2 separate regions of the Homo sapiens genome follow, and region 1 is linked to region 2. A link is an interaction called in ENCODE POLR2A ChIA-PET data of the cell type or tissue named here. Cell type or tissue: endothelial cell of umbilical vein. All regions are shown on one strand. Links, peaks and the distances in the headings refer to the core of each region. The heading gives the core; the rest is flanking DNA.

Region 1 (15,784 bases), core at 6,379-8,878, 73 kb after region 2:
TCTTTCCAATTCTTGGTTCTCTGCCCTCCTTCCCCACATGTTTCTTCCCTAATACTTCCTATCTCAGGGAATCATAGCTCCATTTCTGTTATGGGCTGAACTGTGTCCCTTTGAAAATTTACATGATGAAGTCCTAACCCTCAGTACCTCAGGATGTAATGTTATTTGGAGACAGGGTCTTCAGAGAGAGAGAGAATCAAGTTAAAATGAAGTCCTTAAGATGGGGGCCCAATCCAATATGACTAATGTTCTTGTAAAAAGAGAAAATTTGGGCCAGGTGTGGTGACTCATGCTTGTAATCCCAGCACTTTGGGAGGTCAAGGCGGGAGGACTTCTTGAGTCCAGCAGTTGTAGGCAAGCCTGGGCAACACAGCAAGACCCCATCTTTAAAAAAAAAAAATTAGCCAGGTGTGGTGGCACATGCCTGTAGTCCCGGCTACTAGGGAGGCTGAAGAGGGAGGTTCACTTGAGCCTAGCAGGCTGAGACTGCAGTGAGCCGTGATCGTGCCACTGCACTCCAGCAACAAAGTGAGACCTTGTCTCAAAAAAAAAAAAAAAAAAAGAGAGAGACGAACAAATTTGGACACAGACACACACCAAGGGAAGACAATATACAGAGACATAGGAAGACTATGGTCATCTACAAGCCATGGAGAGAGGTCTGGAATAGATTCTTCTTTCAAAACTCTCAGAAGGGCCAGGTGTGGTGGCTCACACCTCTAATCCTATCACTTTGGGAGGCAGAGGTGGGCAGTTGCTTGAGCTCAGGAGTTCGAGACTAGCCTGAGCAACATGGCGAAACCCTGTCTCTACAAAAAAATACAAAAATTAGCCAGGCATGGTGGTGCATGCCCATGGTCCCAGCTACTCAGAAGGCTGAGGCGGGAGGATCACTTGAGCCTGGGAGGCAGAAGTTGCAGTGAGTTGAGATCGCACCACTGCACTCCAGCCTGGGAAACAGACTGAGACCCTGTCTCAAACAAACAAACAAAGAAACAAACAAAAAATCCTCAGAAGGAACCAACCTTGCTTACTTATGAAGGTAGATACCACCACCATCATCCCAGAAAACTGGGAAACAGGTAGGTGGAATTACTTCTTCATGGTAACATGCAAAAGATCTGGGACCAAATCCAAGCAGTCCATGATTCAAACACCACACTGCATTGCATGTGCTTTTTTTGGTGAATAATAGTATTGAAGTTTCCCCCACCATCCTCACATTCATTAACTCATACGTAGCAGTTACCAGCTTTAAACTCAACATCTTCCGGGAACCTCACCCCCAGACTAGGTGCCCGGACTTCTCATCCCCGTTGGAATGATTCCTTCAAGCAGCCTCCCTGTCTTTCATGAGAAAGGGAAGCTGCCAGTCTCCTTGGGAACTCGATCCTCAAACCTAACTCTGCCTGGCACAGAGTAGGCATTTAATGAATACTGAAGGAACAAAAACGTACAGTGTTTGCTTTTCCTTGAGTGAAAACTCTTCAATAATATCTTTTGTCCACTTTTCCTTTGTGCTAACAACTTTTTTATTTTTATTTTTATTTTTATTTTTTGAGATGGACTCGTTAGGTTGCCCAGGCTGGAGTGCAGTGGCGTAATCTCGGCTCGCTGCAACATTCATCTCCCGGGTTCAAGTGATTCTCATGCCTCAGCCTCCTGGTAACTGGGTAACTGGGATTACAGGCGCGCACCACCACACCTGGCTAATTTTGTAATTTTAGTAGAGATGGGGTTTTGCCCTGTTGGCCAGGCTGGTCTCGAACTCCTGACTTCAGGTGATCCGCCCACCTCGGCTTCCCAAAGTGCTGGGATTACAGGCATGAGCCATAACTTTTTGTTTTTGTTTTTTTGTGTTTTTGTGAGACGGAGTCTCGCTCTGTTGCCCAGACTGGAGTGCAGTGGCGCGATCTCGGCTCACCGCAAGCTCCGCCTCCTGGGTTCACGCCATTCTCCCGCCTCAGCCTCCCGAGTAGCTGGGACTACAGGCGCCTGCCACCGCGCACGGCTAGTATTTTTAGTAGAGACGGGGTTTCACCGTGTTAGCCAGGATGGTCTCTATCTCCTGACCTCGTGATCCACCCGCCTCGGCCTTCCAAAGTGCTGGGATTACAGGCGTGAGCCACCGCGCCCGGCCACAACTTTTTCTTAATCTAATTTTTTTGCAGGAGACGAATGTTAGCAAATTTCCAAGTCTGAACTACAAATCCCAGTGCAGCAAGGCCTGTGATGCACACAAGGTGGCGATGGAGGACATAGCATCTTTCAGAGCTCCCTGCTGCTGATGATCTTTTCAAATGAGAAAGGCATTTAATGCTGCTTCATCTTCTGGCTTTTCATCAATGTGGAGACCCGTCCTTTAGTTTTAGCAATTCAGTGGTGCTCCAAGGAGAATTTCCCCCTCCTCGTTTTCAAATATCTCTTTCATCTGATTTCTTTTCCCTGTTACCACATAGATCCACCCATGAGCCAAAATAATCTTCTTTGAAATAAAAATATGAACAGGGCCTACCAGAACACTTGGAAAAAAGATTTTGAGTAGGTGTGTGTGTTTCCTCTTTGAGACTGTAATTAGTAAGACGGAAATAATCAATCTCCCCCATAGGTTCTGTGTGTGTGTGTGTGTGTGTGTGTGTGTATTTTTTCCTTGGTGTTTTGAAAGGCCTTAAAAATTAACATGGCTGCCTCATCTAAAACCACCTTTAAGCTCTAATAAAGTTTATCAAGGACCACTTATCTTCACACCACACTCACATATTTTTGGACCCAGGAAGGATTACGAAGTCATTTTAGACAGTCAGCTGGTATAGAAAACCAGCAGAAGGGAGAGATATTGCAAAATCCCAGAGGGGCCCCAGCTTGAGCCAGGGCTAGCGAGTATCACGTCAGCAGCTGGGGCAGGAGGGAGATGATCTCCATCAACAAGCCTGCTGCTCCCTCTTGGGGAGATGCCTCCCAGGAGTAACTGAGGTCCAACCTAGTCATAGCTATTCTTCCTATTTTCCTCATATTTCTTCTCTGCTTCTAACTTAGGGTTGCCCAGCCAACACTTTCTCTTGCTCCTTTTCCCATCCTGATCCCCCATTCTTGAATAGAAGAGTAGAAATGACGATTCCAAAGAAAAGAAGTCATAAGCCATAAATCTTTCCTTCCTATAAATGAATGTCTTGTGTGTGTATGTGTGTGTTGTCTAGACTAGATACAGATTCTCTTCCTCGTAGCTTCCAACCTAAAGTTCTTTTGACCAGGCATTTTCTTTGTCTTGCTGATCTGTTCTAGAAATCCCTACTAAATGGTCTCCTTTCCGGAGGGGGTTCTATAAATATTAATTCATCAGCTGCCTCATCATGGTGCAGTGGCAGCCATGCAGTCCTATGACTAATTAATTACTGTTGCTAAAATATTAAATAACTATTCATTATGCAGTCTAAAGACTTTAAGCCCTAGATCTGTGCTGTTTTCATCACTTAGGCTGAAGGACAAGAGTTCCTGGGCACCTTGACTCCTGATCTTAAAACATCATTAAGAGTAGAAGAAATAAGACTAAGTATAGAAGAAATTTTATCTGAACTATTTAAGATGGTTAGAGTCCTGAATCTAAGCATTTAAAAATTGTGATGGGCCGGTCATAGTGGCTCATGCCTGTAATCCCAGTGCTTTGGGGAGGCCAAGGTGTGAATATCACGTGAGGCTAGGAGTTGGAGATCAGCCTAGGCAACACAGGCAGAGCCCATCTCTAAAAAAATTTTTTTAAAAATGAAAAAATACCAGCCTGGCCAACATGGTGAAACCCCATCTCTACTAAACGTACAAAAGTTAGCCGGGTGTGGTGGTGGGTGCCTGTAATCCCAACTACTCGGGAGGCTGAACCAGGAGAATCACTTGAACCCGGGAGGCGGAGGTTGCAGTGAGCCAAGATCTAGCCATTGCACTCCAGCCTGGGTGACAGAGTGAAACTCCATCTCGAAATAAATAAATAAAATAAAATGGGCCAGGCGCAGTGGCTCATGCCTGTAATCCCAGCACTTTGGGAGGCCGAGGTGGGTGGATCACCTGAGGTCAGGACTTTGAGACCAGCCTGACCAACATGGTGAAACCCCGCCTCTACTAAAAATACAAAATTGGCCGAGCGTGGTGGTACATGCCTGTAATCCCAGCTACTCGGGAGGCTGAGGCAGGAGAATCACTTGAACCCAGGAGATGGAGGTTGCAGTGAGCCAAGATTGCACTACTGCACTCCAGCCTGGGTGACAGAGCAAGACTCTGTCTCAAAAAAAATAAAATAAAATAAATAATAGAGACAGGGTCTCTCTCTGTCACCCAGGCTAGAGTGCAGTGACACAACCATGGCTCATTGCAGCTTCAACCTCCTGGGCTCAAGCAATCCTCCCACCTCAGCCTTCTAAGTAGCTAGGACTACAGCTGCACATCACGATGCTCACCTAATTTTGCTTGTTTATTTATTTATTTATTTATTTAGAGACAGCGTTGCACTCTTGTTGCCCAGGCTGGAGTGCAATGGCGCTATCTCGGCTCACCGCAACCTCCGCCTCCTGGGTTCAAGTGATTCTCCTGCCTCAGCCTCCTGAGTAGCTGGGACTACAGGTGCACGCCACGACACCTGGCTAATTTTTATATATTTTTTAGTAGAGAAAGGGTTTTGCCATGTTGGCCACGCTGCTCTCGAACTCCTGACCGCAGGTGATCTGCCTGCCTCAGCCTCCCAAAATGCTGGGATTACAGGTGCAAGCCACCACATCCAGCCTATATATATATTTTTAATTGTGATAGATAGTTGTTATTAGGTTTGGAAAAGGGAATGAAGGGCCGGGCGCGGTGGCTCACACCTGTAATCCCAGCACTTTGGGAGGCCGAGGCGGGTAGATCACGAGGTCAGGAGTTCGAGACCAGCCTGACCGACATGGTAAAACCCCGTCTCTACTAAAAATACAAAAATTAGCCAGGCATGGTGGTGCACGCCTGTAATCCCAGCTACTCGGGAGGCTGAGGCAGGAGAATCACTTGAAACCAGGAGGCAGAGGTTGCAGTGAGTCAAGAGGTTGCAGTGAGCCGAGATCATGCCATTGCACTCCAGCCTGGGCAACAGAGCAAGACTCCGTCTCAAAAAAAAAAAAAAAAGGAATGAAGGAGTTTTCTTACAGTCAAAATAAGGAAGCTGAAGTTGTAAAATCGGACAGACCTGGGTTTACATCTGAGCTTTGATGTTTACTGGCTTTGTGACATTGAGCAAAGTATCTAACTGAGTCTTGACTTCCCAGCTGAAAGTAGGAATAATAATACTCCCCCTCTCAGACATTTGGGAGGATTTGATGAAATGGCCATTCCATTACACTTGCCTGTTTTATTGTTTCCATGGTTCTGATCAACTCTGAACTGCTGGATTTATTGTTCTCTTCTTCCTCCTCTTCCTCTTCTTTTCTTCTTTTTTGAGACAGGGTCTTACTCTGTTGCCCAGGCTGGAGTGCAGTGGCATAATCTTAGCTGAATCACTGCAACTTCTGCCTTCTGGGCTCAAACGATCTTCCTGCTTCAGCCTCCTGAGTAGCTGGGACTATGGGTGTGCACCACCACGCCTGGCTAATTTTTGTATTTTTTGTAGTGACGGGGTTTTGTCATGTTGCCCAAGGGGGTCTCGAGCTTCTGGGCTCAAGAGATCTGCCAGCCTTGGCCTCCCAAAGTGTTGGGATTACCCACGTGAGCCACTGTGCCCGGCCATAATATTCCATCTTATGGATATATCATATTTTAGTTAACCAGCCCCATATTGTTGGACATCTAGATTGATAAGTTTTTCCTTTTGTAAACAATATTGAGCTACACAACCCTGTATATCCATCCTTGACTACGAGTCTGATTATTTCCTTCAGACAACTTCCTCAAAGTTGAATTGCTGGATCAAAGGGTATGCACCTTAATGTTCTCCTGTTATTGTTATTGTTATTATTATTATTATTATTATTATTGAGATGGAGTCTTGCTCTGTTGCCCAGGCTGGAGTGCAGTGGCATGATCTCGGCTCACTGCAACCTCCGCCTCCTGGGTTCCAGCTATTCTCCTGCCTCAGCCTCCTGAGTATCTGGGACTACAGGCATGTGCAACCATTCCTGGCTAATTTGTGTATTTTTTTTAGCAGAGACAGGGTTTCATCATGTTGACCAGGCTGGTCTCGAACTCCTGACCTCAGGTGATCTGCCCACCTTGGCCTCCCAAAGTGCTGGGATTACAGGTGTAAGCCACTGTGCCCGGCCTGTTTTATTATTTTTTAAGTGATAAAAATATACAAGTAATAGAGAACAATCTCATCTCAGTAGTTCCAGACCAGCCCCACACTCCCATGGCAACTCACCTTAAACATCTGGTGTGTATTTGTTCATGCATTGTTCTTTATACATATAGTTTTCCTTTCTTGTTTTTATAAAATGGCACTGGTGGGCATATATATATTTTTGGTGGGGAGGGAGGGATGGGGTCTCCCTCTGTCGCCCGGGCTGGAGTGCAGTGGCAAGATAATAGCTCACTGCAGCCTCCACCTCCTGAGTTCAAGAGATCCTCTTGCCTCAGCCTCCCGAGTAGCAGGACTACAGACGCTTGCCACCCTGCCCCGCTAATTTTTATTTTTTGTAGAGATGGGGTCTCCCTATGTTGCCCAGGCTGGCCTCAAACTTCTGGGCTCAAGCAGTCCTTCTGCCTTGACCTCCGTGCTGGGATTACAGGTGTGAGCCACCGCACCCGGCCTAGTGAGCATATTTTTAAGGTGTATGTCAATTAGTGTGGAACACTGATGGAACGAACATAGCAATAATTAGAATTGCCACTCATGGAGCACATATTAAGTGTCGGGCATTGAGCACCAAGCATTGTGGACAGACGCTTTATTTTCACCAGGTTTTGAGTGCTTACTGGGTACTAGACTTTTCAGTCAATATTAATCATCTACTATGTGATTCTACCAAGTGCTTATGAACAAGTGTGCAGCGCCTATTCTGCGCCAGCCTTTTGCTTGCATCTCATTTAAACGTGAAAACAAGGAGTGATCTCTATGCTCTGCCCAGGGTGGGGGCGCGGGCCCGAGCAAGGGGTGCACACCTGAGTAGGGACAGGACGGGGGAAGCGGCGTCCTCTTCCCTGGCGCGCTGCAAAGCCAGGGCTACCCTGAATGGCCAGGGGGAGAAGGGGCCGGCGGAGGTCAGGCCGAGGGCAGGCGGCAGCGAAGGGCTAGGCGGACGTCCAGGCCACCCGGGTGGCCTCGTCCGCGGAGCGGTGGGCGGAGCGGCGGGCGGGGCCTGTATTGTCCGCTCCGCGAGGCATGCCGGGAGCCCCGCCCCCAACATGGCGTCTCACTGACAGTTGGTTGCCGAGCGGCAGAGGCGGATCCTGCTCCTGAGGGCGGCGGCGGCGGCGGCGGCGGCGGCGGCGGCAGGGCCGGGGTCTCCCGGGCCGGGGTCGGGGGTATGGCGACTCGGACCGCCTAGGGCGGAGTTGCACGGGCGAGGCAGCAAGTGGGGCGCCGCTGGCGGGCGCGGCGGCCGCTGCCATGGACTGGTGATCGCGGCGGCTCCTGCTCCGTTTCCCCCGGCCGGGCGTCTGCTCCTCAGCGCCAAGCCTTCAGCCGGGGCCATGGGCTCGTCGGCGGCCGCGGCGGCGGCGGCGGCGGCGGCCGCTGACTCGGCGCAGTGGCTCTCGGTGAAGGAAGAGACCATCTTCCTGCACGACGGGCTGATCCGGGTCACCGACCTGGCCGAGCTGCCCAGCGAGATCCTCGGGGCCCCAGAGGCCGCGGACACCGACCTGGAGGTGAGCGAGGCGGCCCCCGGCCCCCGCCATCGGACTGACCCACTCGCCCGGCACCCCCGGGTCGGGCCCCCTCCTCGCCTCAGCCGCGGCCTCGCCTCCCGGCGGCTGCCGGGGCAGGTGTGTGTGGGCGCGGGGCGGGCAGGTGGGGCCGCGGCCGCAGGTCTGCGGACCGCCCGCCCCGCTCTCCCTCCCTCCCTCCTCGGGGCCTGGCGCCCGCAGGGGATTTCATTTGTGGTTTTCTTTTGAGCGTTCCGACACCCGGCATTTTATTAGGCTAGCGCCTGGCTCGGCCTTCATGCCCCAGAGGAGCCACCGCCACCACCCGGGCCCTCCCTCCCCTCCCCCACGGGCCCCCAGGACCCACTTCCAGGGCACACCCAGGTTGCTTAGCTTTGGGAACATTTTGATTTTCACGCTGTGTACCCTCCCATCCTTTTCTTCCCTAGTTCTGTTTTTTTTGTTTGGTTTGGTTTGGTTTTTTTCCGGGAGAGGGTAGTGGCAGCTGCGGGTCCGCGATGGGCAATCCAGCAACTTCTCTGTGTTGTGTCTCGGATGGATTGACACGGGGCCTTTGTCAGGGAAGCGGGCGCTGTGGACAGCGAGAGGGATGCTCCAGCGGCCCTCCATGCACTCTCGGGGAAGGGTCACTGGCGCGTTAGGCCGCAGGGCCTTTTTGTGTGCCCCGGGGGTCGCCAAGCATCCCGGGTTCAGAGCCGTGGCAGGTGCAACAGCAGATCTCATCAGTTGAGCTGCTTGGCCTTGGGGGCAGAAGGGAACCAAATATGCCTGGTTGGTGGGAACTTTCCATCGACTTCACTTGGGTTCGTGTTTGCCTAGAGGTGGGAATACTGGCAGTGTCGTTTCATGGAGGCCAACGGATGCTGACACTGCTCCCCTTCCACTTTGTGGGATGACATTTTGATGTGTAGGTAGCATGGGGTGTCATCAAATTTTTACTGCCGTAAGGAGAGCTTTCTGGGGTAGGGCGCAGAGAGGATGGCCTATCTTCTGGCTATAAACGGCATGCGAGGGATCTTTTGTGTTTTGCGGTTTTGCGTGCAGTTTGGCTTTACGCACAACGAACATTTATAGAAATGAATTAAAAGCCATTACTGTGTGTTTCTGGAAACGGCAGTGATCGGATCACATTGGCCGAGACATTTGGACGTGCTTGAGATGCGAATACGTTCCACTGTATTTTTGTGTCTGGATTTGCGGTTGCTTCAGCACTTCCGTTATGAACTCTTAATTGACTTATTTTACAATCTAGTCACCAAAAAGAGGAGGATATGGTTGGTAGGGAATTCCTAACATGGAATCATCGTTTTATTGTGTCTCATTTGGGCCTGTTCTATAACAAGCAAGGTGTGTCTGAGTGTCTTATCTGCCTGAAAACTCAAGGGGTATTATGCTATGATAGTGGAATCTTTTGATTTAATTGGCTGTGTTGTGTGTGAAAGGTGGAAAGTGGATGCTCTTTGTTTCTTTCTTTTCTTTTTTTTCCCCCGAGACCGAGTCTTGCTCTGTCGCCCAGGCTGGAGTGCAGTGGCGCGATCTCAGCCCACTGCAGCCTCTGCCTCCCGGATTCAAACGATTCTCCTGCCTCTGCCTCCCGAGTTGCTGGGATTACAGGCACGCGCCACCATGCCTGGCTAATTTTTGTATTTTTAGTAGAGACAGGGTTTCACCATGTTGGCCAGGCTGGTCTCGAACTCCTGACCTCAAGTGATCTGCCTGCCTTGGCTTCCCAAAGTGCTGAGATTACAGGCGTGAGCCACTATGCCGTGCCTATGCTCTTTGTTTCTTAAAGACTAATCCAAGTTCACAGAACCAAAATTTATACATATATGTCATTTATGTAGTTTATTTTTAGGATTAGAAAGAGTAGGATTAGTTAAAATATCTGTGATGTTGGTTTTCCTAAAATGTTTATAAATGTATTGCGTGAATTTGTCAGCTATTTCCACAGAAGAATGGTTTTCAAAGGAAAGAACCTCTCTGGCCTGCTAGATTTTTTTTTTTAATTGCTTTTTAAATTTATGGTCTGATTTCTCAGCAACTAGTATGTGTATGGGTGATAAACATTTATGACTGGTAGTAGTGAATAACTTGTTTCATTCTTTCCATGTTATACAGGCTCCATGGTATCAGGAGAAATAGATAGCTAAGAATGTTTTTGTGGCTATTAGATTTGTGTTTGTGTGGGTGTATTCACATATATATATATATATATAAAAAATCTTTTTATTTTTTATTTTGAGACAGGGTCTCTCTCTGTTGCCCAGGCTAGAGTGCAGTGGCTCCATCTCAGCTCACTGCAACCTCCACCTCCCGGGTTGAGGCAATTTTCCTGCCTCAGCCTCCCAAGTAGCTGGGATTACAGGCATACACCACCATGCCGGGCTAATTTTTGTATTTTTAGTAGAGACAAGGTTTTGCCATGTTGGCCAGGCAAGTCTCGAACTCCTGACCTCAGGTGATCCGCCTGCCTTGGCCTCCCAAAGTGCTGGGATTACAGGCATGAGCCACCATGCCCAGCACATATTTAATTACTTAATAATATTGATTAAATGTATCCTACATGTCAGGCATTATTTTATTAAATTCTCAAAAGAGCCTAACAATTGGAAATATTGCACTCATTGTACAGATGAAGGAAGTGCAGAGTAGGTATTCGACTTGTTCAAGAGCACATGAAGAGCTTGCACGTTAACCTAGTTCTGTTCACTGCACATCTGCTCCTCATCATAATATTTTATTGCCTCCATGCATGTATAGTATTTTTATTTGCAATTATTTTAAATTTCATAACTGGCTACAGAAGGAAGAATCTCTATTTTCTTTTAGTAACTGTTTCTTTTTCATATTTGAGGAAGATTCGTGGTCTATTAATTTTTGGTTTTTTTTTTTGAGACGGAGTCTTGCTCTGTCGCCCAGGCTGGAGTGCAGTGGCACAATCTCAGCTCACTGCAAGCTCCGCCTCCTGGGTTCACACCATTCTCCTGCCTCAGCCTCCCCAGCAGCTGGGACTACAGGCGCATGCCGCCACACCCAGCTAATTTTTGTATTTTTAGTAGAGACGGGGTTTCACCATGTTAGCCAGGATGGTCTCAATCTCCTGACCTTGTGATCCTCCCGCCTCGGCCTCCCAAAGTTCTGGGATTACAGGCGTGAGCCACAGCGTCTGGCCGGTTTATTAATTTTTTAAAAGCTATCTTTTGAAATACCACCACACCTATGAAATACAGTGTTTCAAGCCTCTCCTTCCAGTGGACATCTGGGTGAATAATGGCCATTTTCCACAGAGTTTTATAATATATAGAATCCTTCAGTTAACACTTTCGGATTATGAGGAACGGGACTCAAGTTGACTAATTATGACTGGCAACCTTACTGCAGAAGAGTGCAATAGACGTCTTAGAATTTTACGCCGGTCGCAGTGGCTCATGCCTGTAATCCCAGCAATTTGGGAGACCAAGACGGGCGAATCACAAGGTCAGGAGATTGAGACCATCCTGGCTAACACAGTGAAACCCCGTCTCTACTAAAAAAAAAAATACAAAAAATTAGCCGGGCGTGGTGGCGGGCGCTTGTAGTCCCAGCTACTCGGGAGGCTGAGGCAGGAGAATGGTGTGAACCCGGGAGGCGGAGCTTGCAGTGAGCTGAGATCGCGTCACTGCACTCCAGCCTGGGCAACATAGCGAGACTCCGTCAAAAAAAGAAAAAAAGAGTCTTAGAATTTTAGAGCAGAAGAGACTTTAGAGATAATAATGTCCCTCATTTTAGAAAGAAGTTCTCTGAGATCAGGAGATCTCAGTGATCAGAAGATGAGGTTATGACTTAGTCACTATAGCATAGCTAGTTGTGGCAGGGCAATGACTAGACCCTAGCTTTTCTACCTTTGGATTCCAGTGTTCTGTTCACCCTGTAAGCGCTGCTCAAAGTCAATCTAAAGAAAGAATCCCTCCTAAGAAGTAGATCAACATGAATTTAGTATTTTAATTTAAGCAGATCCAGAGTATTTGAATTAAAATTTTTCTTCCCAGTAAATTCTTTTTCTTTCTTTCTTTCTTTCTTTTTTGAGACCGAGTTTTATTCTTGTTACCCAGGCTGGAGTGCAGTGATGCGATCTCGGCTCACTGCAACCTCCACCTCACGGGTTCAAGCAATTCTTCTACCTCAGCCTTCCAGTTAGCTGGGATTACAGGCATGTGCCACCATGCCCAGCTAATTTTGTATTTTTAGTAGACACTGGGTTTCACCATGTTGGCCAGGCTGGTCTCGAACTCCTAACCTCAAATAATCTGCTTTCCTTAGCCTCCCAAAGTGCCGAGATTACAGGCGTGAGCCACCGCACCCGGCCTCTTCCCAGTAAATTTCTAAACAGATTTTTTTTTAAAGCAATAAATAATGTTTAATCAACTAATTCATTCAACAAGTATTGGTGGAATTTAGAGTGAGCTGGGCCAACCGTCCTGGATGTTGGGGATATAGCAGTGGATAAAATAAAATCCTTGTCCTCAAAAAGCTTATAATTTAGTGGGATGATATAGACAATGACAAATATGTAACATGACATAGAGGCAAATGATAAGTGCTAAAGAGAAAAGTATAGCTCAGTAAAGAGATGGAGAGCATTGGAAAGAGGGCTCCGTTTTTTTGTTTTATTTTTTTTTTTTATTAGAGTTGGGGCCTTGCTATATTGTCCAGGCTGGTCTTGAATTCCTCTTGGCCTCAAGTGATCTTCCCACCTGAGACTCCCAGAGTGCTCAGCATGAGTCACTGCACTCAGCCAACTGTCCTGTTTTATTTTATCTTATTTTTAATTATTTATGTTCGAGACAGAGATTCTTGCTCTGTTTCCCAGGCTGGAATGCAGTAGTGCCATCTCTGCTCACTGCAGCCTCCACCTCCCGGGTTGAGGCGATTCTCCAGCCTCAGCCCCCTGAGGAGCTGAGATTACAGGCACGCACCACCACGCCTGGCTAATTTTTGTATTTTTAGTAGAGATGAGTTTCACCATGTTGGTCAGGCTGGTCTTGAACTCCGGACCTCAGGTGATCTGCCCACCTCCGCCTCCCAAAGAGTTGGGATTACAGGCGTCAGCCACTGCACCCAGCCTGTCCTGTTTTATATAGGGTGGACACAAAAGGAAAGCCCAGGATGGCTTTTGAGCAGAGACCTGAAGGGAGGGAGGGAGTATACCATATGGGAAAGAACATCCCATACAGAGACGACAGCAAGAGCCAAGTCCTTGAGAGGGAAGCGTCCTCAGCATATTTGGAGGTCTGAGCCCAGTAAGCTAAAGGGGAGAGGAGAGATGGGGAGCAGGGGATACAAATCAAGTAGATCCTTGTAGGTGAGGGCTTTGGATCTTACTATGAGTGAATTAAGAATGCAGAGTGTGGCCGGGCGTGGTGGCTCATGCCTGTAATCCCAGCACTTTGGGAGGCCACGGCGGGCAGATCACGAGGTCAGGAGATCGAGACCATCCTGGCTAACACGGTGAAACCCCGTCTCTACTAAAAATACAAAAAATTAGCCGGGCGTGGTGGCGGGCGCCTGTAGTCCCAGCTACTCGGGAGGCTGAGGCAGGAGAATGGCGTGAACCCAGGAGGCGGAGCTTGCAGTGAGCCGAGATCAGGCCACTGCGCTCCAGCCTGGGCCACAGAGTGAGACTCCATCTCCAAAACAAAACAAAAAAAAAGAATGCAGAGTGAGGCTTTTGCTTATTCTTTAAAATAGCCATTTGTTAGAACATGTGGAAAAAGGCAAAGAGAAAAAAAAAGAAAAAATAGCCGTTTGTATTTATTTTAATTTTATGTTGCTGGTGGAAAGCAAAAGGCATATAGGAATTTTTATTATTATTTTTTTTTAGACAGGAGTCCTGCTCTGTTGCCCAACCTAGGGTGCAATGGCTGTATCTCGGTTCACTGCAACCTCTGCCTCTCAGGTTCAAGGGATTCTCCTGCCTCAGCCTGCCAAGTAGCTGGGATTACAAGCGACCCTCACCCCAGCTAATTTTTTTTTTTTTTTTGTATTTTTAGTAGAGATGCGGTTTCGCCATATTGGCCAGGGTGGACTTGAACTGCTGACCTCAAGTGATCCAGCCGCCTCTACCTCTCAAAGTTTTGGGATTACAGACGTGAGCCACCACGACCGGCTTAGGAAATTTTTTTAAAATGTTGAAATAAATATACATTTAAGAGAAATAAAAAAGCAATAACTCAAAAATAACATCTCAAATGTTATTGCATTTTGCATTGCATTTCATAGAACATTATTCTTTTTAAGATAAAGGGAATTTAAGAGGGGGAAAAGAAGGAATAGCTTACTTGTGAGAATTCCAAAAGCATTCTGCTTCCTATTCCATTTTTCTTTACAAACTGCGGTTGGGAACAAGCAGGCATCGTATATAAGAGTATTGACAGAGAAGCTGATTGACTTACCCAAGGTGGCTAAGATATTTCTTACTCCACAGTTGAAGTTCATTTTAAATTTAAGCATTTTGGTTAGTGCTTCTCATATTTCATTGTGTTTGCTTTTAAGTACTCCCTCTCCACCCCGCCCCACACCACACAAAGACTTGAACGTGAATGTTCAAGTCAGCTTTATTTGTGATTGCCCAAAGCTGGAAACAATCCAAATGTCCGTCAGCAGGTGAATGGATAAACAAATGTGGTACATCCATACAATGGAGTATTACTCAGCAACAAAAACGAATGAACCGTTGGTACTCACAACATGGATTTATGCAGAGTGGAAGAAACCAGACAAACAGGAGTATATACTGTAAGACTCCATTTCTATGAAATTCTAGAAATGCAGACTAATCTGTAGTGGTTACCTGGGGATAGAGGCAGGCAGGCAGGAAAGGATGAGAGGGACGGAGTATAAAGGAGCATGAAGAAACTTTTGGGGCGATGGCTCTTTCCCTATTTTGATTGTGGTGATGGTTTCACATTTGTATATGTATGTCAAAACTCATTAAATCACACACTTTAAATATGTGCAGTTTACTGTACGCCAATTATATGTTAATTAACAAATGGAACCTAATAGATGCAAAGGGTTTTTGTTTATTATTTTGTTTTGCCAGATAAGAAAAGGGGCATTTGGGTTTGAAGTTGATCAGCTGAAATCATCAAGGCTTTAAATACTTATCATACACTCAAGTGAAATCTTTGAGATGATATTTAGATTTATGTTGGTCTATTCTCCTAGGAGGACACTGCTAGCCTATATATCCTTTGGGCAAAATCCTTTGGAAAGTGTTTATGTACTTTTATAGAATTCTAGATTTGGATGAGTTAATGAATAAGCGAATAAACTACCCTTGTTCACCAGTAGTGTTGATTACCATGCAATTAATGAGCACTGTAATAGGAGTCACTGAATCTTGGTGCAGTATTCTGTGAGCTTGGGCAAAAGGCCCAACAGGCTTTCAGGCTTGTCTGGCTCGAGCTGTAAAATGAGAATGAAGTATTTGAGGGCTGTGGGAGACAGTATTGCCTTGAAGTTAAAGTCAGGTTTAAAGAGTCAAACTGGGATTGAAATTCTAGCTCTGCTCCTTGCTTGCTGTATGACCTTGGGCAAATTCCATACCTTTTTTTAAACATATTTTTCTAGAGACAGGTTCTCACTCTGTCACTGGCTGGAGAGCAGTGGTGTGATCATAGTTCACTGCAGCCTCACACTCCTGTGCTTTAAGTGGTCTTCCCACCTTAGCCTCCTGAGTAGCTGGGACTACCGGTGTGCTACTAATTTTTTAATGTTTTATAGAGATGGAGTCATGCTGTGTTGCTCAGGCTGGTTGTGAACTCCTGGCCTCAAGCAATCCTCCTGTCTCAGTCTCCCAAAGTGCTGGGAATACAGGTGTGAGCCACTGCACCTGGCCAAATTCCATACCTTCAGAAATCACTAGTTACTTTTTTTTTTTTTTTTTTTTGAGACAGAGTCTCGTTCT
Region 2 (13,713 bases), core at 11,170-13,669:
TCAAATTAAAATAAAATTAAAAAAAGAGCGTGGCTCCCACCCCACCCTTGCCACCACTCCGGCCATGTGATCGTCTGCCCTCCTTTTGCCTTCCACTATGACCGGAAGCTTCCTGAGGCCCTCACCAGAAGCAGATGCTGGAGCCATGCTTGTACAGCCTTCAGAACCATGAGCCAATTAAACCTCTTGTCTTTATAAATTACCTAGACTCAGATATTCCTTTAGAGCAGTGCAAAACAGCCTAACACATCTAATAAACTATTAAAAGGTATCCACAGAAAGTCAATGTCCTGATCCATGTTGTACATGTGAGTACCCAACGGCACTACTGACTGTGAGTACCCAACGGCACTACTCCACTACTGTGGAGGAGTTAAGTTTTCATTGTCTCCCTTATGTAAATGTAAGACCAACCCTTACATTTATGGCCACTGAACATTCCTGCTTCCCAGCCCAGACCCCTGCCAACCTAAATGCCAGGAGCAGCAGCCCAGTGACTGCAATGACCAAAATAGACCCCAGAGGCTTCCAAAGCCCTTGGATTGAAAACCACTGGACCCAGCTCTTGACTAGAATTTCATGAATGAAAGTGGAGGAAAAGGACCAAGGAGAGAGGCAGACAGAAAATAAACTGGCTGAGCCAGGCATCCCCAGGCACCATGACGATGCCCTAATGACCATTTCGCCTGCACTGCTCTGAGCAACAGAGCCAAAATACCTAGGGAAGAAAAATAATGACACTCACCATTACGGCCAGACCAACCTGTATAGTTACTTTACTTATTTTTTTTCTTTCTTAAATTTTTTATATTTTAAATTCTTGGCCTACCAAGCACAGAGATTACTTTTTAAGACAAAGATACGGCTGGGGGCCATGGCTCACACCTGTAATCCTAGCACTTTGGGAGGCTGAGGCAGGAGGATCACCTGAGGTCAGGAGTTTGAGATCAGCCTGGCCAATATGGTGAAACCCTGTCTCTACTAAAAATACAAAAATTAGCCCGAGGTCTGGTTCTGTTGCCCAGGCTGATCTCAAATTCCTCCCACTTCAGCCTCCCAAAATGCTGGGATTGTAGGCATGAGCCACTGCACCTGGCCTTTTCAACTTCTCTCTTTTACATTTCCCATCCATTCCAATTGTACTGGCCTGTGTGCAGATTGTGCAACAAGGTAAACAAACCCCCACTTCAGGGCCTTTGCACTTGCTGTTCCCTCTACCTAGAATGTTCTCCCTGAGGTTATATGCATGGTTGGCTCCATTATTTCCTTCAGAGCTTTGTTCAAATGCCACCTTATCAAAGAGACCTAAATAGTAAAGGCCTATCAAAACACCCTTTTTATCTTACACTAGTTTGTTTTCTCTGTAGCACTTATCACCATCTCACAGATTGAATATTGAACTGTTTCTTTGTTTACTGCCTGTCTCTCCCACTTGACTGTACACTCTATAAAGATAAAGACTGATTTGTTCACTGCTCCACCCCCAAAACCTAGAATAGATCCAGACATACAGTCGGTGTTCAATCAGTATTTGCTGAATGAAGGAAGGAATAAGTCACTGCAACCAGAAGTGTCTATAGTTTTTGGCAGATATTTTTGGGATATCTGCCCAACTCACTACAACCCTCATCACTGAAAACTATTTCTCCCCAAAGGTGTCCACAGCAGACACTTTTGTTCCACATGTTCATGTCCTTGACATTGTTCTTTGGACTAGAGATGGATGGCATCCGAGTCAATGAGAATCTCTGAGACTTTGGTACAAAGCCTGAAAGTTGCTAGTTTCAATATCTGAAAGGGGCTAGAAGTAGGGTTTGTAAGTCAAGAAGCAGAAAAATCTACTGAAGGAAAAAGAATGAAGCAGGTGTATGGAGAGCAAGGATACTGGATACAGAGGGGAGTTAGAGGAGGAAGATGAATGGAAAGAAGAAAGCCCGAGAGACAGTCCATCCACAACCTGGGTCCCACGGTGCCTTGCAGTCGGTTGCAATGTCCAGTCTCAGCCCACAGTACCCCCTGGCAGCTCAGGCCTATAGGACTCAACAGGGAGCAGCAGGCACAGAGAGAGGGCAAAAACCTTTTTTTTTTTTTTTTGTGATACACTCAGGCTGGAGTGCAGTGGCACAATCTCAGCTCACTGCAACCTCTGCCTCCCAGGTTTAAGCAATTCTCCCTGCCTTAGCCTCCCTAGTAGCTGGTATTACAGGCACCCACCACCACACCCAGCTAATTTTTTGTATTTTTTACTAGAAACAGGGTTTCACCATGTTGGCCAGGCTGGTCTTGAACTCCTAACCTCAGGTAATCCAGCTGCCTCAGCCTCCCAAATTGCTGGGATTACAGGTGTGAGCCACCACGCCCGGCCCAAGCACCTTTTCAATACAACCATGCAATATGCACCTCGCCACAATGCACAGGGCCGATTCAAGTGTACAATAACACACACATTGCAGGCACAAAATTACAGAATTATAACCGGCCTTTTCATTTAGTTAGTGTCATTCTCATTTGAGCAGAACTTTACTTTGTTTCAACAAATCTAAAAATATTATCCATCTCTTTACATTCTTGAGCAGAGATACTGCAGGAAGTGAGAGATATTTACACAGATCACAAATGGGCAATCTGTTGGACACAGTGGTGTGTGCCTGTAATTCCAGCCTCTCAGGAGGATCACTTGAGCCCAGGAGTTCAAGGCTGCAGTGCACTACAACAGTGCCTGTAAAGAGCCACTGCACTCCAGCCTGGGCAAGATAGTGAGACCCCATCTCTTTAAAAAAATTAATAACTGGCCAGGCACAGTGGCTCACACCTGTAATCCCAACACTTTCAGAGACCAAGGCAGGAAGATCACTTAAGGTCAGGAGTTTGAGATCAGCCTGGCCAACATGGAGAAATCCCATCCCTACTAAAAATACAAAAAAATTAGCTGAGAGTGGTGGTACGTGCCTGTAATCCCAGCTACCTGGGTGGCTGAGGCACAAGAACCCGGGAGGTGGAGGTTGCAGTGAGCTATCACACCTCTGCACTCCAGCCTGGGTGACAGAGTGAGACTCCATCTCAAAAATAATAATAACTAATAAAAATTAAAATAAAAAAGAAACAGGCAATCTGTAGGGAAAAAAAAATCAAAGACTTGGGTTTGCAATGTCTAGATCACACAACATATCCTACAAGAAAATCATCAACCTGAATTTATTTCAGCAGCAAAGGAGAAAATAACCAAAGAGCTTCACAAGAGACTTCACATTTTAAAGTGCATCAAAGGCAAAAGTAACGTCTTCTGGATAGTGATACCTGAAATGACGTGTAGAATTTTACAGAACACCAGGAGACAGGCATAGAGACAAATCAGAGTTAAATTACCAATGGCATTACAATTTAGAGCTCTGGTTTGTTTTAAAGACTATCAGAGCACACTGTAAGAAGAAAGTGATCCCAAATTTATCACCTGCCAGGAAACAACTAAGGTACAATCACTAAAATGATAATGCTTTGCTATTGTGGATCAAACTTTAGCTTCAGAGGATTTAGATTATGAGTATCTGCTTCCAAGTTCCTAATTTTTTCAATAATGGCTTATTCTGTTTTCAGCCTTATTTCGCTGGTTCCAACCTCAAAGGGCAATTTTTTAAAACAGACTGAATTTGAGAAGCAGGTATATAGGAGATCTAGAAAGCAGGCCATCAGCTATTTAGATATAGCTTCAGTTTCCATGAAACGTTAATGCCCTAATTTAGTGCACAACAATTTTACCACCTCAGTCTGACCTCTGTGGAGAGCCTGTAGAGTACAGATGTGATCTCGTTATTTTCCACTTCCTCTTAAAGTCAACTCAATTTTTCCCTTTTGTTGTTAATAATGTATAAAAGATGACCACAATTTGAGATGTGACAGTGTAAAATCACCAGGTCAGCATTTAGAAGCAACCATCTTTTTCCATGGCCAGAAGAGTCAGGCTAAGAGTTCCTTCTAAACTCACATCTTGACCCCACCAATGGAATTTGCAAAAAATACCCCATTGCCACACAAGCTCTTTGTGAAAGTCTGACTTTGTTCCTAAGCTTTGTTCTAAGTGAACCTAGTGTTAAAGAAGCTACCATGGTACCAGATAACCTGTAATGTTTTTGTTTTAAAGAAACTAATTTTTGCCAAGTGTGGTGGCTTACACTTTAGGAGGCCAAGGCAGGAGGATCATTTGAGCCTGGGAGTTTGAGACCAGCCTGGGCAACATAGCAAGACCCTGTCTCTTTTTTTTTTCTTCTCTTTTTACTTTGTGTGTCTATTATTTTAAATAATTTTAAAATGTTAAAAAAATTTATTTTAAAAAATGCTGTAATTTTTAAGTTCACAGTCATTTACACAAATGATCAACTCAGCTATCATTTGTAAAGGAAGTATAAGATTCTATTGAATCTAGATTACAAAATAGCTCACTATTTTTTACATTTAACCAAAATTTTAATTAAAACAAGTAGCTTGCAAATGTTATGCTAAAAGGTTAAAGCATGCTAACCAAAGTCATGTATAATAAAAGTTATAGATGAATAATAACCACCATTTTTTAAATACAGAACATAAAAAATGTTAATATTACCAGTAGTCAGCAAAAGTAAAGCAGGATGCATACACAAGGCTATTCACTGTAATCCTCTCTGTGATACATTTGGAAACTACCCAAATGCCCATCAATAGGTTGAATAAACTATGGTACAAGTACACAGTGGATTACTATACAGTAAAAAAAGAATGAAGACTATCTCTAGACACTATTATGGATATCCAGGATGTCCAGGATATTTAAAAAAGCAAGGTTAGAAAAAAGTATGTAAAGTTATGCTACTGTTTAAGAAAAAGTGGGATATGGGAATATCTTCTTATATTTTTGAAATATAATGATAAACCATAACTTTTTATACTATGGCTAAAACATAGGAAAGGACAAGGATAGAAGGTAGACTTCTTTGAATACACTTTGTTTTTTCAATTTGACTATCAAAGCCAGTATTTGTGTAATTATAAATAAAACTTAACAGAAAGAGATTTTTTAAATGAAACAAATAAACTAACCATATACCCAGTTAGCATATAGCCACACAGAGAGAAGGACGATTACAAATGAGTCTAAGGCACAGGAAGTTTTTTCATTTTTTTTTTTTAAAAACAGGGTCCCTGCTCTGTCACCCTAGAGTACAGTGTCACAATCGTATCTCACTGCAGCTTCAAACTCCTGGGCTTAAGCCTACTCTCGCCACAGCCTCTCAATAGCTGGGACTATAGGGACATGCCACCATGTCTGGTTAATTTTTAATTTTCTTTTGTAGAGACAGGGTCTCACTATATTGCCCCGGCTGGTCTCAAACTCCTGAGGTCCAGCGATCCTCCCTTCTTGTCCTCCCAAAGTACTGGGATTATAGGCGTGAGCCACTGTGCCCAGCAGAATACAGTAACTTGACTACACATCTCTGAAGGATTTTTTTGAAAAGCGCAAAAAAAATTAAACTGTTTTCAGTAATCATATTATTGGGAAGTCATTATTCTAAGATTGTTGTGTGTAATGTGGGATAAAACAAATGAATAATCTTATTATGGCTTCAAGAAGTAGGATTTTTGGCATTAGAGAAAGGAGATACATGGGTAAGATCAATGAGGTTAGTAAAAATCCTGAAACCCTGAGTTTGATTTGGAAGTATCAATTGAACCCATAACAGATTTCAAATCAGGAAAAAAAAATCTGACCAGGCTCATTGGCTCTTGCCTGTAGTACACCTATAATCCCAGCACACTGGGAGGCTGAGGCAGGAGGATCACTTGAGCTCTGCAGTTCGAGACCATCCTGAGCAACATAATACGACCACATCTCTACTAAAAATAAAAATTAAAAAATTAGCTGGGCATGGTGGTATGTGCCTGTAGTCCCAGCTACTCAGGAGGCTGAGGTAGAAAGATTGCTTGAGCCCAGACATTCAAGACCAGCCTGGGAAATAAAGTGAGACCTCATCTCTACAAAAGAATCAAAAAATTAGCCAGGCATGGTGGCATGCACCTGTGGTCCCAACTACACAGGAAACTGAGGCAGGAGGATCACCTCAGCCCAAGAGTTCGCAACTGTGTGTTTGCGCCACTGCACACCAGCCTGAGCAACACAGTGAGACCTACCTCAAAAAAAAAAAAAAGAAAAAGAAAAGAAAACTGCTTAGTAAGAAGGAAAAAATCAACCCTCGGCGATGAAAAGCTTTTTATAGAAATATGCCAACCTAACAAATGAAGAAGAATGATAAAATTACAATATCACTACCATATAGTCCCTTATGAATTAATGGATCTAAGTAATAATGATCAGGAGCTGCTAAGAAAATCAGAGAAGAAACAACAGGACATAAACACCTCCTGATACACCACCATACATGCTATCTTGCCAAAGAAAACTTGTATCCAATGAAGTCTCTAGATATATCAACTTACAAGAAATATAAGGGATGGATACATGCTTAAGTCCACCACAGAGAGGCACTCAGCAAAATTCAGACTATAAGTAACTCTCAGGACAAATGATCTGCTTTCTTCAACAGCAGAAAAGACAGGGAGAGGGGGAAGGAAGACAGAAAAAGAGAGATGGAAGGGGCATCAAAGTATTCTAAGAGACTTAAGATTGTTTTGTTTTGTTTCGTTTTGAGATGAAGCCGCACTCTGTCTCTAGGCTGGAGTGCAGTGGCGCGATCTCGGCTCACTGCAACTGCCACCTTCTGGGTTCAAGCGATTCTCCTGCCTCAGCCTCCCGAGTAGCTGGGACTACAGGCACGCACTACCACGCCCAGCTAATTTTTGTATTTTTAGTAGAGACCGGGTTTCACCATGTTGGCCAGGATGGTCTCGATCTCTTGACCTCGTGATCCGCCCACCTCAGCCTCCCAAAGTGCTGGAATGACAGCCGTGTGCCACCACGCCCAGACTTAAGATTTTTACAACAGAAATATTATGAGACTTAGCCAACCACAGTGTGTGAAGCTTATCTGAAAAATGATTGAACAAAATATTTTTAAATTATAAGACAATTGGTATAATATGAACAATGTTGGGTTATGTGATGCATTTTTAAGGATTCCACAAATATTGAAATATTTATAAATAAAAAATATGATGACAGGGATAATTGATAAAGCTGATAATGGCATATCAGGATCCTTTATATGAATCTGTTTTATACACATTTGAAATTTTTTCATAATCAAGGTGGAAGAAAGCACTCCCAATTCAAACAAATTGCTGCTGGGCACAGTGGCTCATGCCTGTAATCCCAGCACTTTGGGAGGCCAAGGTGGGTGGATCACCTGAGGTCGGAAGTTTGAGACCAACCTGGCCAACATGGTGAAACCCCACCTCTACTAAAAATACAAAAACTAGCCAGGTGAGGTGGTGGGCACCTGTAGTCCCAGCTACTCAGGAGGCTGAGGCAAGAGAATCAGTTGAGCCCAGGAGGTGGAGGTTGCAGTGAGCTGAGAATGCACCATTGCACTCCAGCCTGGGCAACAGAGTGAGATCCATCTAAAAAGAAAAAAACACAAATTGCAAGTGTGTGTGTGTGTGTGTGTGTGTGTGTGTGTGTAGCAATCAGGAAAATGTGACTGATATGTGTTAATATTAAGGAAATACTGTTAATAGTTTTAGATATGATAATGCTATTCAGGTTATAATTTTTTGAAATAAAATAGTTACAGACGAAATGATGTGTTAAGATTTGCTTCAAGGCCGGGAGCAGTGGCTCACACCTACAATCCCAGCACTTTCGGAGGCCAAGTCAGGCGGATCACCTGAGGTCAGGAGTTTGAGACCAGCGTGGCCAACATAGTGAAAACCCTGTCCCTACTAAAAATACAAAAATTAGCTGGGCATGGTGGTACACACCTGTAATCCCAGTTACTCAGGAGGCTGAGGCACAAGAATCACTTGAACCCAGGAGGCGGAGGTTGTAGTGAGCCAAGATCAAGCCACAGCACTCCAGCTTGGGGGACAGAGTGAGACTCCATCTCAAAAACAAAAAACAAAACAAAACAAAACTCTATCTCAAAAAAAAAAAAAAAGTATTTGCTTCAAGACAAGTCAGGGCTGGGGAAGTGAGTGGGGCAGAGTCGAAAAAGATTGGCCATATTATCAACAGTTGTTAATGCTGGGTGTCAGGTATACTGCTATAACTATCCCATTCTCTCTACTTTTGCATATAATAGAAATTTTCCACACTAAAAAGTTTTGGAACAATCGGCTTTCCATTCAATTTTGATGAGCGGTTTCTAAAACTTCTGTATCTTCCCATCTTACCTCATGAGGCTTTATGAAGGTGAAATGAAGTGAAAGTAATGAAATGAATGACTGCTGAAATGCTGCCTTTTATTATTTAGGCAGGCAGGGGACAAGGAAGGCAACAGTGAGGCTGAGATTTCAAAATTCTGTCTCACTATGTTTATCATCAATTTTTTTTTTTTTTGGGACAGGTTCTGGCTCTGTTGCTCAGGCTGGAGAGCAGTGACGTGATCTCAGCTCACTGCAGCCTCAATCTCCCAGGCTCGAGCAATCCTCCCACCTCAACCCCCAGAGTAGCTGGGACTGTGGGTGCGCACCCCCACACCCAGCTACTTTTTGTATTTTTTGTAGAGACGGGGTTTTACCATGTTGCCCAGCCTGGTCTCAAACTCCTGGAATCAAGTGAGCTGCCTGCCTCACCCTCTAAAAGTGCTGAGATTACAGGAGTAGCCACTACGCCCCAGCCTATCATCACTTTTTCACTGATGCTTTTCATCACTGTTTTCCTTCTCTCAACTAAAAGCTCCCTTTAAAGGCAGTAACCCTGTCTGTCTTGTTCACTAGTGTCTTCAGAGCCTAACGCGAAGCCTGGGATGAGAGAATAAACTCAAATTCAAGTCTCTGTTCAGTAATGTTGAGCAAGGACTGAGAATGTTCTATTCCACACTCCTCCCCACTGCTGGAATTCAATCAATATCTGTGGTATGGGCCGGGCACAGTGGCTCACACCTGTAATCCCAACACTTTGAGAGGCCAAGACAGGAGAATTGTTTGAGCTCAGAAGTTCAAGACCAACCTGAGTAACACAGTGAGACCCCATATCTACAAAAAATGAAAAATTAGCCGGCTATGGTGGTGCACACCTGTAGTACCAGCTACTCAGGAGGCTGAGGTGGGAGGATGGCGTGAGCCCAGAAGTTGGACGCTGCAGTGAGCTATGATTGCACCACTGTACTCCAGTATGGCAGCAAAGTGAGACTCTGTCTCAGGAGGAAAAAAAACAAAACAAAACAAAACAAAAACTGTGGTATGAAGATTGAATAATTTACTTAACCTCCCTTAGGCCCCTCAGCTGGAAAATGGGAAATCATATCTATCTCAGCAAGTTGTTCAGACATACTCTGGCTAAAAGGACTTTATTTGCCCAGTATTCACTTATTCATTCAATCCACAAATATTTATAAATTGTAGTCCTCAAAAAGCATAGAATAATCATTCCCATAAAACAGAACAGGAAAATAAAATGATGTAAACATGAGTTAAATGTAAATCTCATTCAACAAACATTTATGGAGTTTCTTCTGTGTACTAGGCACCGTGCTACATGCTGGGGACAACTGCAAAGGTAAATATGCCAGAATCCTTGTTTTTGAAGTTTTCTGTCAAATGGATGAGGAGAAAATGAAAGAGATCACATTGTCAATGGGTAAGTGATATAGAAGAGTGCAATGGGAACACAGCACATTCCCATCAGGGACATTCTCCAACCCAAGTTAGTTTCAGGAAAGAGATCAGTTCACTTAAAGTCAGGAAACAACAGATGCTGGAGAAGATGTGGAGAAATAGGAATGCTTTTACACTGTTGGTGGGAGTGTAAATTAGTTGAACCATTGTGGAAGACAGTGTGGTGACTCCTCAAGGATCTAGAACCAGAAATACCATTTGACCCAGCAATCCCATTACTGGGTATATACCCAAAGGATTATAAAACATTCTACTATAAAGACATATGCACACATATGTTTATTGCAGCACTATTTACAATAGCAAAGACTTGGAACCAACCCAAATGCCCATCAATGATAGACCGGATAAAGAAAATGTGGCACATACACACCATGGAATACTATGCAGCCATAAAAAAAGAATGAGTTCATGTCCTTTGCAGGGTCATGGATGAAGCTGGAAACCATCATTCTCAGCAAACTAACACAGGAACAGAAAACCAAACAATGAGAACACATGGACACAGGGAGGGGAACATCACACACACTGTCTGGGGATGGGGGCAAACTCCTGGATTCAAGTGGTCCACCTGCCTCACCCTCTCAAAGTGCTGAGATTACAGGAGTGAGCCACCACGCCCAGCCTATCATCACTTTTTCACTGATGCATTAAAGGGGAGGGAGAGCATTAGGACAAACACCTAATGCATGCAGGACTTAAAACCTAAATGATGGGTTAATGTGTGCAGCAAACCATGATGGCACATGTATACCTATGTACAAACCTGCACGTTCTGCACATATATCCCAGAACTTAAAGTATAATCAACAAAAATAATTTAAAAAAAAAAGAAATCAGTTCACTTAACTTACCAGAGTTATCAATTTGAACTCTGAAATTAAAGCCACCACATTTGGCACGTCAAAGCTGGAGGATCACTTGAGCCCAAGAGTTCAAGACCAGCCTGGGCAACACTGCAAAACCCCATCTCTACAAAAAAATACAAAAATTAGATGGGCATGGTATCGTGTGCCTGTAGTCCCAGCTACTCGGGAAGCTTAAGTAGGAGGATCACTTGAGCCCAAGAGTTCAAGACCAGCCTGGGCAACACTGCAAAACCTCATCTCTACCAAAAATACAAAAATTAGCCAGGCATAGGGGCATGTGCCTGTAGTCCCAGCTACTCAGTAGGCTGAGATGGGAAGATCACTTGAGCCCAGGGAGGACGGGGCTGCAGTAAACCGAGATCACGCCACTACACTCCAGCTTCGGCGACAGAGCGAGACCCTGTCTCAAAAAAAAAAAAAAAAAAGCCACCACAAGGTGTTTCTCTTTTACTCATACTCATTTGCTGCACTAAGGCTATAGATTGTTTCTAAAGACCCCAGTGCATGCTGGAAATCTTTCGAAGAAATTAGATCCTTTTGTTTCTCTGAGATTTTGCCACCAGTCCAAACCAAAAGAGCCAAATGGAGCGGCTAGCACATCCATTGACTACTCACTGCCAACTCCCTTCCCTCAGAACACAATGCTCTTCTGTTTCGAAGAAGCCCTCTCAGCAACTTGCTCCGTGTCAATCAATGGCCGAATTAAAAAAGGACGTCAGTTTCAAGTCTCTCAGGTCCAATTCCAAACACAAGAGCAACTTCTCCTCCACTAAAAATAGGATATAACAACTCACGTAAAAACAGTTTTTTAATAACTTACCTCAAATTCTTCCCAAAAGCCTTGTTTGACTTTATCTGTGGTCTCAGCTAATTTGCTTAGTTCTCGAACTCTGCTTTCTATTTCAGCAGCATTTATACGAGTCGTGTTAAGGGGCTGATCGAGTACAGCAGTTGATGTAAAATAAAGAAAATATTACAGAAAACGGTGTTAATGCAAAAAAAAAAAAAAAAACATGTCTATGTTGATATTCATAAAGGCACGGACAGAGGGTTCATAGGACCCTGTAATTCACAATAAAAGTTTTCAAATCGTTTCACCGTGTTTTCTGTTCAGCCAGAAAATGTATCTTTCTTCAGTCTTCACATACACTTTACTCTGCTGATATAAATTCAAGCCTATTTTTCTTTATGAATAGACCACATTATTTAGAGAGATTATATCATTTTCCACTATCATAAAGGTGAAATTTGAAATAGCAACAATGCCAAAGTGAATAAGTGAGGTTACCTAAAGGTAACCAGAAGTGGATCTATAATGAAAACTTGCTTTAAAACTCTGTACAGCCTTAGGCCAGATGCAGTGGCTCATGCCTATAATCCCAGCACTTTGAGAGGCTGAGGCAGGCAGATCACTTGAGGTCAGGAGTTCAAGACCAGCCTGGCTAACATGGTGAAACCCCATCTCTACTAAAAATACAAAAATTAGCTGGGTGTAGTGGCACCACCTATAATCCCAGCTACTCAGGAGGCTGAGGCAGGAGAAGCTCTTGAACCCGGGACGCAGAGGTTGCAGTGAGCCAAGAACACGCCACTGCACTCCAGCCTGGGCGACAGAGCAAAACTCCATCTCAAAAAAAAAAAAAAAAAAAAAGAACCTCTGTAATGCCTTTTACAGATAAATATGGGAATAATATAAATCTGGAATATGTTTCCAAGTACTATAGCGGCAGTCAGTGAGTGGAATCATAATAAGAAAAGATTTAGGGCCGGGCGTGGTAGCTCACGCCTGTAATCCCAAAACTTCGGGAGGCCAAGGCGGGCAGAAAACCTGAGGTCGGGAATTCAAGACCAGCCAGGCCAACATGGTGAAACCCCATCTCTATTAAAAACACAAAAACTAGCCGGGCATGGTGGTGGGCACCTGTAGTCCCAGCTACTCAGGAGGCTGAGGCAGGAGAATCGCTTGAACCCAGGAAGCAGAGGTTGTAGTGAGCCAAGATTGCAACACTGTACTCCAGACTGGGTGACAGAGTAAGACTGTCTCAAAAAAAAAAAAAAAAAAAAAGATTTGATAGTTGAAGCTGCAATGGGTACATGGAGGCTGATGATACTATTCTGTCTACCTCTGTATGTTTGCAAAATTCTCTATTAGGATTTGTTTTAAGTTTTTAAGGAGAAAGCTTGAGCTTTCCAATCTGCTCACCTGCTTGAGTTGTAGTACTGTACCCAATGTTTCCACCATAGGATTCTTCTTATAATGTTCCACAAGATCTGTCAAAGAATCAAACCGTTCTCCTCCACCAACGTCGTATTTCAGTTCCTTTCAAGATAAACACATGACATTTATTATTTGTTACCTTTATGTTACATTAGTGTTTTCAAGCACTCTCATGTTCACTGCAGCATTATTCACAATAGCTAGTATATAGAGACAACTTAAATGTCCATCAAAAGACAGATAATAGGCTGGGTGCAGTGGCTCACGCCAGTAATTCCAGCACTTTGGGAGGCCAAGGCGGGCAGATCATTTGAGGTCAGGAGTTCGAGACCAGCCTGGCCAACATGGTAAAACCCCATATCCACTAAAAATACAAAAATTAGCCAGGCTTGGTGGTGGACACCTGTAATCCCTGCTACTCAGGAGGGTGAGGCACGAGAATCACTTGAGCCCAAGAGGCAGAGGTTGCAGTGAGCCAACTGTGCTTCAGCCTGGGAGACAGAGGGAGACTCTGTCTCAAAAAAAAGATAAATAATAAAAATGTGGTGTGTGTATACAAATATACTAAAAGTGTAAATATACTCAATATACTCAAGTATGATAAGTATAATAATATATTAAATATGCTAATATACTAATACAGTAACTATACTAATATATTAAGTATAATAAAAGCATAGACGAACTTGACTAAGTAAGCAAAGAAAATCTGACTTTGGATCAGGCACAGTAGTTCACATCTGTAATCCTAACACTTTGAGAGGTTGAAGGAGGCAGGCCTCTTGAGCACTAGTTCAAGACCACACTGGGCAATGCGGCAAAACACCATCTCCACAAAAAATACAAACACTAGCTGGGCATGGT

The links. Peaks named below come from ENCODE experiments on the same cell type or tissue, not always from the same donor. Only the 100,000 strongest peaks of a DNase experiment are listed, where the experiment ranks them.
Region 1: POLR2A ChIA-PET joins it to region 2 with 12 read pairs; 4 of 35 experiments call an interaction of 5 or more read pairs at or near these places.

Annotation. Positions count from the first base shown.
Region 1 is chr12:112,373,986-112,389,769 of GRCh38, reverse strand. HECTD4 (HECT domain E3 ubiquitin protein ligase 4) reads left to right here and starts at 7,339. Exons shown (of 76, transcript NM_001388303.1): 1 at 7,339-7,818. The coding sequence starts at 7,642. RefSeq lists silencers at 7,019-7,308, 7,419-7,688, 7,699-8,188 and enhancers at 7,196-7,695, 8,881-9,381. In endothelial cell of umbilical vein, for the core only: no CTCF peak of the experiment used is centred there; a DNase peak (open chromatin) is centred at 7,319; H3K4me3 peaks cover 1,831 bases; H3K27ac peaks cover 741 bases.
Region 2 is chr12:112,453,802-112,467,514 of GRCh38, reverse strand. PTPN11 (protein tyrosine phosphatase non-receptor type 11) reads right to left here. Exons shown (of 16, transcript NM_002834.5): 5 at 12,835-12,951; 6 at 11,452-11,565. LOC124903023 (a long non-coding RNA gene) reads left to right here. Exons shown (of 3, transcript XR_007063466.1): 3 at 9,611-9,765. Among named protein-coding and RNA genes, the nearest start is that of PTPN11, 42 kb to the right of the region's middle. In endothelial cell of umbilical vein, for the core only: no CTCF peak of the experiment used is centred there; no DNase peak of the experiment used is centred there.